2 separate regions of the Mus musculus genome follow, and region 2 is linked to region 1. A link is a contact called in ENCODE Hi-C or POLR2A ChIA-PET data. All regions are on one chromosome and are shown on one strand. The core of a region is the stretch at or near the end of the contact, and the rest is flanking DNA. Distances in the headings are between cores, read along the strand shown. Region 1 holds the start of Zfp58 (zinc finger protein 58). Region 2 holds the start of Zfp953 (zinc finger protein 953).

What was found. A loop is a pair of places that touch in the nucleus more often than their neighbours do. ChIA-PET counts read pairs that join two places held with the same protein, here RNA polymerase II (POLR2A).
Region 2: a map of heart shows a loop between it and region 1 (2.1-fold over the local background). The contact joins the promoter of Zfp953 here to the promoter of Zfp58 in region 1. A Hi-C loop is called at or near these places in 1 of 37 maps with a recorded cell type or tissue (heart). POLR2A ChIA-PET finds 5 or more read pairs at or near these places in 1 of 5 experiments (Patski).

Annotation. Positions count from the first base shown.
Region 1 is chr13:67,498,312-67,503,440 of GRCm38, forward strand. Zfp58 (zinc finger protein 58) reads right to left here and starts at 2,211. Exons shown (of 4, transcript NM_001007575.2): 1 at 2,060-2,211.
Region 2 is chr13:67,358,787-67,363,261 of GRCm38, forward strand. Zfp953 (zinc finger protein 953) reads right to left here and starts at 1,786. Exons shown (of 4, transcript NM_001038651.3): 1 at 1,718-1,786. The coding sequence starts at 1,723. It overlaps Gm17039 (predicted gene 17039), which reads left to right and starts at 1,879. Exons shown (of 2, transcript NR_167764.1): 1 at 1,879-2,277; 2 at 2,386-4,475.

The sequences.
Region 1 (5,129 bases), core at 961-3,460:
TTCTGTCCAAATAACATCTGTAATTTTTCTCAATGGCCTCTGACATCATCACTTAGACGACCAAGACCTGGACGCCATTATCCAGCATACTTCCCCTTCCGAGTTTCCAAGAATGGCCTGTGTTACACAGCAAGGTTAGTAGCAAGCAAACCAGTAATGCCACTTGTCAAGCCGTCACTTGCACATGTTAGCATACACCAAAAAGATTCTAGAAGAACCAGGTGGGACTGGACACTACAGGGCACTAACGTCCCAACGGAAGGTTCCCAATGGAACCTACTTTCCCAAGAGGAAGGAATGACATGTTGTTTTACTGGTTGTCTTAGTCAGGGTTTCTATTCCTGGACAAAACATCATGACCAAGAAGCAAGTTGGGGAGGAAGGGTTTATTCAGCTTACACTTCCACACTGCTGTTCATCACCAAAGGAAGTCAGGACTGGAACTCAAGCAGGTCAGGAAGCAGGAGCTGATGCAGAGGCCATGGGGGGACTTTTTTTTTTTTACTGGCTTGCCTCCCCTGGCATGCTCAGCCTGCTCTCTCATAGAACCAAGACTACCAGCCTAGAGATGGCACCACCCACAAGGGACCCTCCCCCCTTGATCACTAACTCGGAAGGGGAAGTATGCTGGATAATGGCGTCCAGGTCTTGGTCGTCTAAGTGATGATGTCAGAGGCCATTGAGAAAAATTACAGATGTTATTTGGACAGAATTGAATAGAAACCAAATACGTATGCATGAGATAAACTTGAGAAACACAGATTTTCATTACTCTGTCTTATGGGGCTTTAAAAGTTGCAGTCATTGAGAAAATGCCTTATAACTGGATCTTGTGGAGGCATTTCCCCAACTGAAGCTCCTTTCTCTGTGATAACTCCAGCCTGTGTCAAGTTGACACAAAACTAGCCAGTACACTGGTTGATGCCACATGTAAATCTGGCTCTCATTCCCCACGTGAGGAGCAGGAGCAGGGTTTCTGTTTTGGCTAACTAGAGATGCATTCTACACACTTTGATGTGCAGTGTAAGGAAGGAGAAGCCATGCAAGAGGCAGAAAAGCAAGGGAGGGGTGTAAACCACTGTGGCTGCTTCAGACAAGGAGAATTCCAGAATGGGAATGAGGTCCGTTTACCTTAAATTACATAAATGCATAACGTTCTTTAAGTTCTCCCTCACCCTGCTGACCTCACACAAACGCTTAGCAGCCTAAAACAAGGTGAGCTTTCCCCCCACTGCTCCGGGGGTCCCTGCTAATGGACTGGCTCAAGTTCAAGACCAGATCGAAGAATGTTTGTACAACAGTTGTGGGCCAAGTAGACATCCTGTCTTTCTTGAAAAGTAATCAACCAAAACTTAGGGATGGAACCCTTCAAAGGCTTAAGAAACGCCAGCCCTGAAGGTGAAGCGGGACATCAGCTTCCCCACCCCTCACTCTGCCTGCCAGTGGTTGCTTCTCTCCATGTGCCCACCGCACCTGTTTTCCCTCAGCCCTAGTCAAAGCTTTTCTTTATCAGGTGATTCTGGTAGATTTGTCCACGGTGCCCCAGAATTTCCCAGCTACGACCTGTTGTGTCTCTGATTTTTTTCTTACCCGTTTAATTCACCGACTGGCCGAGAAAAACGATGACAATCCTTGATCATACCGGCGTGCTGTGAAACGCTCGAGAGGCAGAAAACCCACCTATTTTAGATGAACTGAGAAAACCTCAAGATTCATCTGAGAGTGAGGTTCAGCTAGTAACAAAGTCTCCCCAGCCAAGCGGGAAAGTGAGCTCTCAGCACCGCCTGAGATGCAAGTTCGTCAGCTGACCCACCAAGCCTGATCTTTACACCATACCCCACTCCCGTGCAACCATCCTGCACTCCTGTCCCAGAAGCCCACGGTAGACTCGCGTTGTGCTCAGAGTTCTGACAAACATCAATCAGGGCACCGTCAGACACGCCCTCTCCCCAGCCCTGACCAGTATCTTTATGGACCAGAATGTAAGGACAGCGCAGGTCAGTTTCTCCCGACCTCCCACCCATCGCTGCTCTACTCGCTGCCAGATGGATCCCCGCACCTCGAACAATGCCTCAGGCTGCGCTGCTCCCTGGACCAACCTCTACGTCAGCGATGCAACTCGAGAGCTGAGCAGGACAGCACTCTCACCCAACTTTGGAGAAACAGCACACTTTCAGACTCAATTAAATACTGTTTCCGGAGCAGGTCCCTGTGACGACACAGTGGCCAGACTACAATTCCCACAAGTCTGTGCGAAGAATTTCCCGGAAATCAGCTAGGGCTGTTCCTGGATTTGTCACTGGCAACCCACAGGAGTGTATGAGAGAAAGAAGCCTACTATGCTTGACAGCCATTGGGAAGTCAGGCTGGTTTTCATCTCCAGATCCACAACATGAGATATATGAATATGAGTCGAGCCTTTGACAGAAATATTAGGGTTTCAGGTCCTTTCCTGTCCATGTGTTGTGATTTTAATCTTACTACTCCTTGAAAAAAAAAATCAGCACGACGAAGCAATCACTAGTGTGGGAATAAAAAAATATCTTTTAAAGATGATTTTTCAAACCAGCATTGATGTGCCTTATTATGCTCTTAGCTGCCTGGTGGCTTATGGAAGAAGGACCCAGGATCCAAGGTTGGATTGGGCTATTTATAGAGACCTTATTTCTAAATAAGATGGATAGGGAGCTAGTTTAAGGTAAAAGCCTTTGGGTGTAATGGCTTTGGCTCAACACTATGCTACATAAATAATTCTTGTTCTTCTGTACTGATACCCGGTGTGAGTCATATATATATCAGATTCTACAACTGGTAAAACTATTCCTGTGAACATTGGAACCCATACAGTACAGGAAGTGGGCCAAGACCACACAGGTGGTTTTAATAATTGAACAAAGTTAAGTTCAGCTCTTGAGATGAAAGGAAAGACCATCCAGAGACTGCCCCACCTGGGGATCCATCCCATATACAACCACCAAACCCAGACACTATTGCATATGCCAGAAAGATTTTGCTGACAGGACCCTGATATAGCAATCTCTTGTGAGGCTATGCCAATGCCTGGCAAATACAGAAGTGGATGCTCCCAGTCATCTATTGGATAGACCACAGGGCACCTAATGAAGGAGCTAGAGAAAGTAGCCAAGGAGCTAAAGGGGTCTGCAACCCTATAGGAGGAACAACAATATGAACTAACAAGGATCCCCCACCCCAGAGCTGTGCAGGACCCTTCATTAATGTATCCTTTACAGGGAGGCACATGACCTGACTGTGTAGTTTTATCTAGCTCAGAATGGTAACTCCTTTAAAAGGTTGTTCAATGGACTGCATTATATGACGTTATACATAATCCAAATATTTCCCAAGTTCCTCTCTACAAAGCAGAGGTTTTCTATCCATGTATGCATATATGGAATGTTTCCTATTTACCTATGGAACTTGTGCCTTTTGGCTGTTGTACTGGCTGGTTTTGTGTCAACGTGACACAAGCTGGAGTTATCACAGAAAAAGGAGCTTCAGTTGAGGAAATGCCTCCATGAGACCCAGCTGTAAGGCATTTTCTCAATTAGTGATCAAGGAGGAAAGGCCCCTTGTGGGTGGTGGCATCCCTGAGCTGGTAGTCTTGGGTTCTATAAAAAAGCAAGATGAGCAAGCCAGGGGAAGCAAGCCAGTAAGGAACATCCCTCCATGGCCTCTGCATCAGCTCCTGCTTCCTGACCTGCTTGAGTTCCAGTCCTGACTTCTTTTGGTGATGAATAGCAATGTGGAAGTATAAGCTGAATAAACCCTTTCCTCCCCAACTTGCTTCTTGGTCATGATGTTTTGTCCAGGAATAGAAACCCTGACTAAGACAGCTGTCCACCTTCTGGACTACTTTGATGATTATTCTTTACTTGGTTCCAAGTCATCTGCCTATGCTTCACATGCTGATAATACTGAAAGTCTCTCTCTCTCTTGGACAAGATTAAATTGAGTTTTTATTTAGCAATGTCTAGCTTGTGAGCATTCTAATTCAAAGAAATAAAAAAGGCATCATAGAAGATCCAGCTCAGTTTTCTGCTCTACAGATGTAAGTGGTAGAGGGGAAATGCTTTTAAGCATGCCCCACTTGTTATCTTGTTCACACTACAAACTGTAAATATGCCACCTCATCACATACATCCTTGTAAATAGAGGCACCCTTCCTTTTCATTCTTCTAGTCTCTGTGTCAGTTTCCCTTTCTGTTGCTATCAAGAATACCCTGACCAAAAGCACCTTGGTCAACACCAAAGTGATTATTTGGCATACAGGTTATGGACCACATCAAGAGTGGATTCTTTTTTGTTTTTTGGTCAGCTTAATATAGGGTAGTTATCTGGGAAGAGGTACCTCTAATGAGAAAACACTTCTATCTAGATTCCTAGGGTATTTTCTTGATTAATGATTGATTCTTGATGTGTTAGTGGGAAGTAGGGCCTCACCCATGAAGGTGGTTCTGAGCAGTATCAGGAAGCAGGCTGAAGAAGCGAGTAAGTAGCATTCCTCCACAGCTTCTGCCTCCAGTTTCCTGTGCTGACTTCCCCGAGTGATGGGCTTCATCTGTGAGTGTAAGCTGAAATAAACCCTTTTCTCAAGTTGCTTTTTTGTTATCATGTTTTATAACAACAATAGAAGCCCCTAATGAATACAAACTATCATTGACAGAATTCAGGGTAGAAAGTCATATGGAAAAAACCTGGAAGTAAGGACAGAAGCAGAAAACATGAAAATATGGGGTTTACAGGCTATCCCCATTGGCTCGCAGTTTGATTCATTGTAAACACAGGACTAGCTGCCCAGGGTTGGCAATAGCAAAATGGGTTGAGCCTACCCATATCAATCCTCAATCAAGAAATTACCAGACTATAGCTAGTCTGATAAAGATAATTCCATAATTAAGTTTCCATCTTCCTAGAGGACTTAAGTTGTGTCATGTTGACAGAATTTAACCGTTATACTCTCCTATTGGAACTCCATGCTATTCATTTTAAATAGCTCTTACGAATTTCAAATGCTGAAGAAGGAAAGATATACATACATATGTTGGGGGAGAAATCTTTGCTCAACGTGCATGAACAAAGTGCTAAATCAGTTCTTTATGCTTGTGGTG
Region 2 (4,475 bases), core at 536-3,035, 140 kb before region 1:
ATTAGTAGAACAAGGTTGTCTGAAGCCCATGCTTTCTGGGAGTAGACTTCAATGCCATAAGCCAGGCTCCGGCTCACTAACACTCAATTGGACTGAGGAGTGACAATATAAGCAAGATCACTGAAAATAGTGATAGGAGCTGTGGAGGAGAAACCCTGCAAAACACACACACACACACACACACACACACACACACACACACACACACAAAAACCTGTGTGTACTCTGTGAATGCAAAACTCTTACAAGGAGTCTTTGTGTGCAGACACTGGTGGCCCATGTGGAAGTTCACGGAGGGGCAGAGCCTGGAATTCTGCAGGTTCAGGGTTAGCTGTCTTACCTTGGGTTGGTTTTCTCTTCAGGGACAGTCATTACCTCACTCTATAGTGGACCACACAGCTTGTGACAATAGATAAAAAACCTCTCAGAATCCACTGACAAGGCAGAACATGAAATTCTATCAGTCCAAAAGCTAAAACCTCATCAGATGGTATCTTAGGTAAATAGAATATCTCCGATGACTCTATGAGACACACACCAATGTATTTTAAATTTTCCTTGGTTAATGACATTCTCTGTTCTGTAAAACCATGAAACTGCCTTGTGTTGAAGCACAGAATTTGGATTAACCTAAGTCTGTATTCTCAGATAATGGCCACTCAAAAGGCTGACTAAACTGTCTCTTAACCCTTTAAGAGGAGAACTGCATTTTGCATGGACAGGAACCTATGTGAAAATTATAAGACCCCAAGTGTGCCAGAGCTTTCTGAATTTTTCTTACAACCACAGGAAAACATGAGGAAATCATTCTAGAAATGTCCAGTGAGCAGCAGTAAAGCTGGGTGCCAGATACAGGGACAGAGTGCATTTAAGAGAATTTAGATATTTCTGATAATGTGAACAGACAGAAGAAAATCATGTGACCAGAGGAGGGCCATCTCCTTTCTCTTTCAGAGACATTCCAGTCCCTTCCAGAGATCATGAGTTCCATTTCTCTCATCTCACCAAGTCATCTCTCATATCTGAGAAGGAGTCCAAATTTTGGACAGAACACATACTAAGAATTGTTGAGTATTATTGTCTAGTGTTTTTTTTTTTTAGCAGAAGGGCAAAATTCATAATTATTTGGATTGTGCAAACACTGGTTCATATCAATTACAGGACTACTCTGTGGCTATACAGCCATGTATTGTGGTGATTCAGGTACAGGATTATACATCCTGAGTTCTTATTCAACCCGAGGCATCCATAAATCTAACACTTTATTCCAAAGGAAAAGGAACTAACATTCCACACAACAATCACCCTCACGGGACTCTTTGTCCCTGGCACTAGGAACTTTAGGAAGATTTGTGAAGTCAAACTCCAGTACTAGATAGAACACAGAGTATAGGAGGCGCTAGATGTCCAAGTGTTCTAAATCTCCTGAGAATCTGACTACAGCCACGTGAGAACGGGTCAGCTAGGCAGAGCATATTTCCCCAGTAAAGATGAGTGCGCTCCTTTCAGCATCTCAGAAATAAGCAGTCAGCAGACCCAGCCTGCCCTTGCCATCCTGTTGTTTCCAACTTTCTTCCCTAGCCTAGGTCAGCACAACATCTCCAGGTCAGCAGCTTGCCCTGTCTCATAACAAGCCCAGATAAGCTCCTTCCGTGCCCGATACGCCACCCTGCACAGTCCCTCAGATCTGCAAGGTTGCGGTGTTCCCTGCACCAACCTCCATGTCAGAGATCCAAACGAAGGTTTCAACAGGACAGACGCCTAACTCTGGGGAGAAGTTAAGTTTGAAAATCAAATGCGGAAGTTTGATAGCAACGGCCAGCCTTCTGATGACGTCACAGGCATCCGGACTACATTTCCCACAAATCAGTGCGAAGAACTTCCATGAACCCACAGAACTGGGTTGTTCACCTGCTGGTATCCTGACTGTGATTCCTTGAAGTTGGGAAGAAACAGTCTTCTGCACTTGGGCAGTCACAGGGCATTTGGATTCATTTAAAGTTCTGTGGTCCCAGCACGCAATGTTAGCCTGTGAGTCGACCCTTTCACAGTGATGTTTATCAGGTTTCTTAGTTATTTCTGCTAGAACACCGTGATTTTAAACTATCTTACTACCACATGGAAAACTCGCACTTTCATGACTTGCTTTACTTAAAAATATGGAAGCAAGAGCTAATTTAAGGTGCTCTTGAAACCATCCTTGGTGACCCTGCCTGCTACGCAGCATATCAGGTGCTTAAGACAAAAGACTTAGAATTCAAAGCCAGCAACCATCAGGTATTTTCTGAGCACTTGCTTTCCTCTGCATCTCTCCCAAGAGGAGGAGCAGAGCTCCTGGGATCGCAGTGGTGTATGTCCTAACTCTTGGTCCATTTTGTATTATAGGATTTCTGCCTGTGTTAGGTTTGATGTTCCGTATTGAATTCTCCGTCTCTCATGTGAGCCTGTCATCGTTCATATTTGGCAATATTTGAACATCAGTGGTATCCGCCTTGAACTTCCGTTATTTCTCCGAAGCAGAACACCGAGATAATTCCTTCTTGAATACAAAGGTATCAGAAATATGTTCATAGCATTGCCAAATGAGGTCGGTATATTAAAGAAGTTACACTGGAAACATACAATATTGAGAATTCCCATCTCTTCTTGGGAAGGTTTATTCCTGTGAAGTTCAAGCTTGAGTCAAAGTTACAAACCCCATTGCAGAAAAGGCTTCATACTTCCCTGATATATTATGATTCAAAAGGAAGCTGTTTCAGAGCAAAGACTGTGCAGAGTCCCTATTGAGTTCTTTGTCAGGGAGTGTGTTTACCTATGGATGCAGAACACCTTCCTCGATTTAGAGAAACTAGAGTCAAGAAGCAGTACATTCACCTGGACACTTGATTGGCATGTCTGTTTAGAATGAGGTCATGAGTGGTCTGTCCTCCTCCTGAATATTGCAGTGGAAGGCATTGTCAGCAACCACAAGGACAGAATTTCTGAGCATAGCAAGTTTTCTAATATGTGTATGTGTTGAGGTTCGGTGTGTTGCTATGTTTTGTTATGCTAAATTCTCTACTCAAAGGTCTAGACTCTCTACTGACTTCTCACATTTACAAGGTTCTGTTGTGTAAACCTTGTTCCTTGATTTAAAACTACTGGATAAATCAAATTGGCTACAGCCAATTACTGGAGGGATTTGAGGCAGGTGAGTTTTGAGTTAGCTGGTAGGAGGTGGAGAAGAGAGAGAAGGAAGAGACACCAGGACAAGGAGGAGGAATGGGAAAAAAAGGACGAAGCTGCCCTGGAGCAGACGGACCATGAGCATGTGGCCAGGAGAAACTGCAACTTCCACTGGGAAGGCAGCCAGGACAGCAGTTAGAAGAGTAGATTAAGGGTTGCAGCTCAGTAATTGTCAAAGCCAAATGAAATAACCCTAATCCGAATTGAGTTTATTTGTAAGGCGTAACCTTAAATTGGTTATATTACACATGTATATGTGTACATCTATGTTTGTGTCTGCTACATGCACACCTACCTTAGAGGGTCGTCATTCACGTGAGATGTGCCCATCCTTGAAGTTGCAGCATCCATTTACAAGTCTTCTGCAGTCTCCATTTCTTTGCATTGTAATTGTGTGATTCAATAGGAGGAGGAGCTACCATAGTGTAGTCACAACCTGAACATGTGATCAAAGAAGAGCCTAATTCAGCAGAATATTAGGGACCCAGGCATACTTATCAAAACATCTAATGGAACCAGATATTCAGGCCTAATATGTTTGTTTAGACCAAGTTCACCATTTTAAGTTTATTTTCTACTGTCATTTTTTAACATCCTGACCATTTAGTTTTCTCCCTTTGAAACATTCTCCAATAGGTGCCATGTTTGACAAAATCACTTTAAAATCTTTGCTTACAAACTAAAGAGATTGTTCAATAGTTGAGAGTAATTACTGTCTTATAAAAGATGAGTTTGTCTTCTAACACACTTGTAATGGCTTTCAAGCACATATAAGCATTAGTTCTAGAGGATCAGATATCTTCTTTTCACATCATCAGGCATCAGTTGTAGAAAAGATAGGCACACAGACAGACACACACGGAAACAAATTTCTAGTAAAGTGAAATAAAATGTATAATTGAAAATTTATGCTGCCGATGGTGGTACATCCACCTATTTTGACTAGACAGGGGTCAGAGAGAGCTGGATCTCTCAGTTGGAGGATGGCAATTTATAGAGTGAATTTCAAGAATATCAATGCAGAAACCCTGTCTGGAACAAGTACAATAACAATAAGAAGTAAAACCAAGGCTTCATGTTTAGAAAACAATGATATTTGAAAGGAATATTGTTTTTTTAACTGTTTAAACATAACACAAATTGTTAAACACCTACCAATTGCCATTTTAAAAGATAGATACTTTCACCAGCAAAAGCCCACTGAAATAGAGCCCTTCCTAGTGCAGTTCTCAAGAACCCCATGTCTACCA